Regions from separate parts of the Mus musculus genome. Here region 2 is linked to region 1. The links are chromatin contacts, found by Hi-C or POLR2A ChIA-PET in ENCODE. All regions are on one chromosome and are shown on one strand. Each heading gives the region's core, a stretch centred on a gene start or an enhancer-like site at or near the end of the contact. The rest is flanking DNA. Distances are from core to core; before and after follow the strand shown. Region 1 holds the start of Stx16 (syntaxin 16). Region 2 holds the start of Vapb (vesicle-associated membrane protein, associated protein B and C).

Region 1 (3,712 bases), core at 601-3,100:
CTTTTCATACGGATACTGTTGCACACAAGCACAGGAGCACCCGCTCTTAAAAGCAAAAGCACCCGGGGCTCAAGAGCCTGACCCTACGCGCGGCTCCCACGCCTGCCTCCTGGCACCCGGGAGAGGCAGGGGACCCTCAAGTCAGGCCAAACTGTTCCCAATCTGATCCCAAAGCTGAGAGCAAGATTGAGGGCAAGACACCCCATAAAGTCGCTCTGCAGATATTGGTCTGTCATCCAGGCTTGCCGGTGACCCCAGCCTCCGGAGCTGCTGTTCACTGAGTGCGGCAGCTGCAGCCCTGGGGGGCCCTGGGAGACGCCCCCACCCCCCAAGCCAGGGTAGCAACGAGTGGGATGCATGGTTCCAGAGACTGGGAGGCGACCAGAAACCCCAGCTCGAGGAAACGTGGGCATAACCTCAACACAAAGTACTTTTTGGGGGAGTGGGGCTGAGGGGTTGTCTCTAAGTTTAGGAACCTTTCCCACTTGGGCACAACATTGTAGTGCCCAAGTGTAGATGCCTGACCACTCTTTATTGCCCACAGTAAGGCCAGCAAGGCCTAGCGCCCAAGCTTTTTTTATTATTATTTTTTTCTTTTTTCCCTGGCCTGGTTGTTTTTCGGATACTTTTTTTTTTCTCACAGTTTAAAGAAAAAAAATAAAAAAATAAAAAGGTAAGGCCATCTCAGCAGCGCCAGGCGCCTGCAGTGGAGCGTGCCTGGCCTGCAGAGGCAGACTTCTTCCACTTTTCCTCCGCCCCCGCGCAGGACTAGGCTCTGCAAGAGCCACGTTTCCACATTTCTGCCTGCCTGACAATCCTACTAGAAGTTTACAATTGCCTGGACCCCAGTGGTGGTCTTCGGCTCCAGGGCCAAGGTTTTGAAGCCGTTTTTTGGGGCCAGGACGCCTGCCCCAGAGTCTGTACACTCTTAGGAAAAGGGGAAGAAGGCGCCCCGGGAACTGTCCCAGAGAGGGCGGAGCACTCCCATCCCGGGGCAGGGCAATAAGGGAGCTCCCGCTCCCGGAACGTTGCAAGCAATCTCATGAATGTCGCAGGGGGGCACCCGCGAGGAACGGACAGGAAGAGGGCCGGGGGAATGCTAGAGCCCGGGACCACTGCACGGAAGCGGCCTTGGGCAGGGTTGCAGCCTGATCCCGGGATGGAGGGTGCCGGTGAAGAGGAGTGAGGAGGCTGGGGGAGGCAGGCCGTGAGGTCCTCGTGGAGGCCCGCAGCCTCCTGGCAGTGGAGAAGCAGGCCGCACAGGAAAGAGAGGGGTCAGGTCGGGCTGAGCCTCAGTAGGCTCAGGCGACTATATGGGAGCTGTAGACGCTCCTTTGTCGTTGTGGGCTCGGCCTGTTTGGAGCAGGCCTTTTGTGAGGAGAGTTAACCCAAACTCGGAGTTAGAGCCACATGCCGGGCACGCAGGCGCTCTGAGTTAGGGTTAGGGCGCCAGCACCTTTGGGGAGGTCTTAGGAAGTGAGTGGGTAGGGGTCTCTCCCATCCCCGAGCCGGATTGGCGCGTCAGGCGCTTGTGGATCCGAGCTGGGATTGGGGAGGGGTCTCCAGGACGTTTGATTTCGACGCTAGGATTGGGGGGATTCGAGTGCTTTGAGATCCGAGCCAGCCTTGGGGTAGGGGGAGTCAGGCAGTTGGAAAAGGCGAGGTGGTTATTTGGGGAGGGGTCTCCGCGCTTAGGCGGATTGCAAAATCGCGCCGTGAAAAGCCTAAGGCTTTGTCAAGAGAGATTTCTGTGCAAGAGTGGAATCAGCTAGGCCAGACCAAGAGAGAAAGTGAACAAATCAGGACTACAAGGGGGGGTGGGAGACCCTGAGAGGGGGGGTCACAAAGGGGGAGACAATGGCCACCAGGCGTTTAACCGACGCTTTCTTGTTGTTGCGGAATAATTCCATCCAAACCCGGCAGCTGTTAGCCGAGCAAGTGAGTAGTCACACCACCTCCAGCCCTCTGCATTCACGTAGCATTGCTGCGGTGAGTCTTCCTGGCGGCCTCTCCAGACACACACACCGTGTGCACTGCGGCTCTGCCTGTCTGTCTGTCTCTTGTCTGTCTCTCTGTCTAAAAAGAAAAAAAAAAAAGAAAAAAAGAACAACAACAATAACAAGGCGACGACGACTAGGAGTGTGATACAGAAGGAAGTGGAGCACGGCCATGGCTTATGGGGCACTTGCAACCCCCAATGGGGACCACAGTATCAACCCCTGCCCTGCCTTCTCACTTCCTGGGCCTCCTGGTCCTCCTCCCCCACCATCCGTCGGGCAGCCTCGATTTACATATGTTTTAACACGAGGACTTGGAACCTAGGCCTTTCTCCAACCTTCTTTTTGTTTTGTTCTGTTCTGTTTGGCACTCCCCCCCCCCCCCCCTGCAATGGCCTCACTTTGGTTCTGTGGGCCAGGTGGGTGGTTAGCTGACTCAAATCCTTGCAGACCCCCCCCCCCCAGGAAGGAGTGTGTGTGTGTGTGTGTGTGTGTGTGTGTGTGTGTGTGGTCTGCTCAGCTCAGCTCATTTTCTTTCCCACTATTTTTCTTCCAATGGCCCTAGTTCTCGGTGTGGCCATGTACACTAGGAGTAATTGCTTTGCTGCCCCCCCCCCCCGCCCTCCCCCCTCCGAGGACTCATGTTGGTGAGATTGCAAGGTGCTAGGCGCTTCATTTTCCATTTCCCACACAGGAAATTAAGCTTCTCCATTCGAACTTTTTTTTAAAAAAACAAAACAAAACAAAAAAAGGAACCAACATGATGCGGATGTGAAAATTAATCCCCCAAAATAGCACATGGCTTTTGATTTTATTGACCAGAACTTCACTTCGCCTAGCAGTGTAGGGTTTTGTTATTGTTGTTGTTCTTTTTCAAAGCAATGTTCCAGTATGATTGCTGTATTTGGTTTGTTTTTGATGGAGGCTTTGGCTTCCAGAGCCTCAGTTTCCTGCTCTCTCAGATAGGGGGCGGGTCTGAATGGTGCAGCCAGATGAATATTGTTAGCTTTGTAATAATACCTTTAATTGAAAAGGGAAGGTTTGAATGGAAGCAGCCTTGAAACATGGGGGAATGCACGGTCACCCCACGACCTTAGGGGCTGCATTTGAAACATAGTTCGTGAAACGCTGCAGCTTTCCCGCCTTTTAAACAGTTGCCTTTTAATTTTTTCCTTTTATCATTTATGGAAGTGCTAATGAAAAACTAAGCTGTGTATCGTGATTGTCACTGTCTTGCCAGGACAGTTGTCCCTGTTTAGGTCACGGTGGAAAATATGTTTGACCATATTATTCACAGAAAAGGGATTTTTTATTCTGTGCAAGCAGTTTTAAGGATAAAAGGATGCAGGATGTTAACTTCGGTCCCAAGGCATAGAAAACTAGCTCGGAGTGTGTTGGGGCTTTTGTTTACATTTACATTTGAAGGATGTTTTACATTTTTAGACTGAAAGAAATAATATTACATAGAAATAAGTAGGAAACAAATCTTAGCATGGAAATGTGTTCATTCTAATGTGGTTTTTGAAAAGAGTCTCCAGAAATAAACCGGAGAAATAGTGAATGAATATAATCTGTGGGCCTTCAGTTATGTTAAATAAAGGTCTCCTGTTCTTTATGACTTAATTTTATGCTACCTCATGGGGGAAAACAAACAAAACAAAACAGAGCCAAACCCACGCTAAAGCTTCCAGGGTCTCTGTTTAAATTGATGAAAA
Region 2 (4,049 bases), core at 343-2,842, 340 kb before region 1:
ACAAAGCAAACAAGCAACAACGGAAAGAATAAAAGTAAGAAAAATATTGACTGAAAAGCTTTGAGCTTGATGAAAGATTCTCAATCAGCAAATTTAGAAAGCCCAAAGAGTTCAAAGTACAACAAACGCAGAGACAGTGTGGCAAAACACAGAGCAGAGTGGGCGCACGCCTTTAATCCCAGCACTCGGGAGGCAGAGGCAGGCAGATTTCTGAGTTCGAAGCCAGCCTGGTCTACAGAGTGAGTTCCAGGACAGTCAGGGCTACACAGAGAAACCCTGTCTCAAAAAACCAAAAAACCAAAACCAAAAACAAAACAAAACAAAACAAAACTAGACTGAGGGAAACCTGAGTTTCCTTTAAAAGCACAAGGCGTATAATGGAGCAGTGGGTGACTATGATGAACTGAAGCCCTAAAATCTCAAGAAAGCAGAACAAAATGTCATAAAAGCTAGACTTTCATAGATTCAGTACACATGAAGCAGTAGTAGCAGAACACAAGGAAAGAACAGATGGAGAGGAAAACAATCCTGAAGAGCAAGAAATGAGAGGCCAAAAGAAACAGTACATCTAATGGGAAAACCAACGTAAAGCAGCAGAAATAAACCCAGGTACACCAACAAATACAATAAGTATAAATGGATTAGATGCACAAGCTAAAAGACAAAGACTACCCCTTGGAAACTTTTATTATGAAAATAACTTCAGGTGTATAGAACATGGGAAGTACATGAACAACATGGATATTCCTGCCATATAGAGTCATGTGTACTCTTCACACGAATGTTTGATGAGGAGGCTATGAAGGTCTATTTTACATAGTATACGTTACACAATGAAATACTAGTCACGTGCCAATGGGAACATACAGGGCTTATTTTGGGTATCAGACAGAGCTAGGCTCTCAGTTACTTTTAGTCATGTGATTTATGTGTGTAACTAATTTATTCTCTCAGTGAGGTCCTAGCACGGTGTGAAGCAGGTCGTTTTCTGGTTATTGTATTTCTAAATATTTCTTGCATAAACAAGTAATGCTATCAGCAAATGGTTCAGTGCAGCGCTTTGCGGTTTGGTAAACACTGAATGCAGAATAGCTTTTATTTATGACAGTTACTGAAAGCATTCAGCGGAGTGGCACGAAATAAGCAAACAATAATTGCCAGTTTATTATATTTATAATTGTTATTTATGAACTGTCACAAGGCCTGGCACATATCACTAACCCGTAAACATTGTGTTTGTAAGAATAATAAGTACTTTATTATATTCAGGCTCAGTAGAGCCTGGCACCACACGTGCGGGAAGAAAGTGGAAGTTTATTCTTGTTAATTATTATTATTAAGTAAAGCACTTAACAACAGTTCTCCCCGCAGGCGCTTACTGAACAGTCTCACTGGAGACCGCCCCTCCTCCCAAGCCTCGAGAGGCCACGCCCCCTGTCTCGGAAGCTCCGCCCTCTACCGCCCGGTCTGTGCCTGCGCAGTGGCCCTGAACACCCTGCGCATGCGCAGTCTCCCTTTTGTCGCTGGAGCCGCTGGCCACTGCCGGAGCCCGGCATCTGCTACGTACGTGCGTACGTGCGTGCGTCGGGGCGTGCGTGGGTACGTCGTGCGTGCCGTGAGCTCGCCCGGCACCGCGGCCTCGCCCTCCGCCCCTGCGCCCCGCCACCCAGGCCGCCGCCCCCCGCCCGCGCCGTCGCCCCCGACGGGGAGGACCATGGCGAAGGTGGAACAGGTCCTGAGCCTCGAGCCACAACACGAGCTCAAGTTCCGAGGTAAGCGGCCGGCCGGCCCGGGAGCTGTCACTCAGCGGCCGGTGCCGGAAGGGACGCGCCCTGAGGGCAGGACACTGTCCGCTTGAGGCCCGCATGCACCAGGCGTCTAATGCATGCATGTGGAGTCAGTGCATGGAAACGGTTTGCCTGAGTACCCTTCCATCAGCTCCCCCGAGGCAGCGAGCTGCCGGGGTTACAGCCCACGAAGCCCGTGCACACTTTCTGTGTAGTACACTTTCTGTATACATCTGTGTGTAAAGGTGCATGCCCAGGTGATTAAAAAGGTGCACGTAGACAAATATATATGCATGGTATACGCATGTTATAGATAGTGTGTATACATACATGTGCGTACATATATGTACATACACACACACAAGTGTGTGTGTATGTACACATGAATGTTTCCATTCACTAATTTTAAGGGCCACGAGGCAACAGGGTCCATGCCCAGCCTGTTCCTTGCTTCGTTGCATGTTTGAGTCATGAGATTGGGCACAGGAGGCCTATAAAGTTCAACAACCAGTAAGCAAGATGGCAGAATACAGTGGTAAGCACTAGGAGGAAGAGGAAGAAACTGGACTCTATGAAGGTGTACTTGAGGTTGGCTGATATGATCCTCTGTGTATTGCCCACGTGTAGCCCACAGCTGGCACACACGATTTTGGGTGGCCGAGAGTCACCCGTTTCTCCACCGCTGGGAAGTAACGTAGGATCACAGCTCTTATCTAGTTGTCGCATTTGAGTTCTGATTTCAGACGTTCAGATACTTAGCCACTGTACCCACAGACTCTTGGGAAATGCTTCAGATCTGTGGCTGTTCACCTTGCCTTCCAGGTTCAGAGTGTGCAGTGTGACTCTTACAAGGAAGCAGAGGCCGTCCAGTCAACCTGAAAACAAAAACCTTAGGCAGCCTAACACAGGGCTGTGGAGATGGTTCACCGGATAAAGAGCTTGCTGTCAAGGCTGAGGACTTTAGTTCAATCCCTGAGTCCCACATGGTCAAAGGAGAGAACCGACTTGTGCACATTGTCCGCTGACCCCAACAGGTGCAGCCTGGCACACTTGTGAACAAACACACAGACACATACACAAAAAAATTTCAATAGAAGCATCGACTTAAATGTGGACCCTCGTCACCAGAGGTTCCCCCACTTATCGGGATCCCACTTGTTAGCGACAAGGAAGTGGTGTCCGTTTGGTAGTGACTATTTGGAATTTCGAATGCTGAGTCTTTTTCAGGTTACAGTGGTGCGTGATCCCGTGCCTGACTGCACAGCAGTGAATCGCCGCCTGGTTATAACTGTAGCTCTGTGTATTTTGTGTGTTTGCACCCTGTCACGAGTGCAAGGCGTCCATCTCTGTGGTGGGGTGCTCATGTGCATAAACTCTTTGGCTGGTGTCTTTATTTATTTTGCGTTTATGTGTTGCGAATGGCAGTATGTGTGCCACAGTGAGTGTGTGGTACCCAGAAGACAACTTGTAGGAATCATTTCTGTCCTTCCACCCTTGGGGGTGGAACTCAGATCTCCCGTCTTGCGCAACAGTGCTTTTGTTTCCTGATCTGTCACACGCTGGTGTTCTCTTTTAGAGATATGTGGGTTCTCGTGTGCTGAGGTCAGTTCAGGCTGACCTCAGTCTTGAGACAACCCTCCTGATTTTGCTTCCCCAGGGCTGGTGTTACTGTCTCAGCACATATTTGAATATTGTATTGTTATCAAATGGGCACTGTGCACCTGTAGGATGACGTGAGTCTGGGGCATGTCAGCTGCGATGTTCAGAAAGGTCAAGTAGAGCCGGGCGGTGGTGGTGCATGCCTTTAATCCCAGCACATGGTAGGCAGAGGCAGGTGGATTTCAGAGTTCGAGGCCAGCCTGGTCTACAGAGTTGAGTTCCAGGATAGCCAGGGCTATACAGAGAACCCCTGTCTCAAAAAACAAACAGCAACATCAACAACAAAAAAAAAGGTCAAGTAGGTCGAATGCACTTTTACATAAACATATTTCAACTTAGGAAGGGGTTGTCAGGATCTAACTTTATTGAGGGACATCTTTGACTTTCTGTGATGTTCTCAGTGGCTTCTCTGGAGGGGGAGACTGGGAAAGGAAGACCATATCCAAAGTGACTTTACTGGGGTCGCCTGAAGCTCTTACCCGTGACATGGCACATTTATCCCATTGCTCTGCCTCTGTGTGTCAGAACCCAGGACAATTCAAATCCAGTTGGTTGGTCTCGCCTCCTCTTCTCCGACACCCACCTCTCCTTTGCATCCAGGGA

The links. A loop is a pair of places that touch in the nucleus more often than their neighbours do. ChIA-PET counts read pairs that join two places held with the same protein, here RNA polymerase II (POLR2A).
Region 2: a map of v-Abl transformed pro-B cells shows a loop between it and region 1 (2.4-fold over the local background). The contact joins the promoter of Vapb here to the promoter of Stx16 in region 1. A Hi-C loop is called at or near these places in 1 of 37 maps with a recorded cell type or tissue (v-Abl transformed pro-B cells). POLR2A ChIA-PET finds 5 or more read pairs at or near these places in 1 of 5 experiments (Patski).

What each region holds. Positions count from the first base shown.
Region 1 is chr2:174,075,201-174,078,912 of GRCm38, forward strand. Stx16 (syntaxin 16) reads left to right here and starts at 1,851. Exons shown (of 9, transcript NM_172675.4): 1 at 1,851-1,989. The coding sequence starts at 1,858.
Region 2 is chr2:173,735,979-173,740,027 of GRCm38, forward strand. Vapb (vesicle-associated membrane protein, associated protein B and C) reads left to right here and starts at 1,593. Exons shown (of 6, transcript NM_019806.5): 1 at 1,593-1,772. The coding sequence starts at 1,715.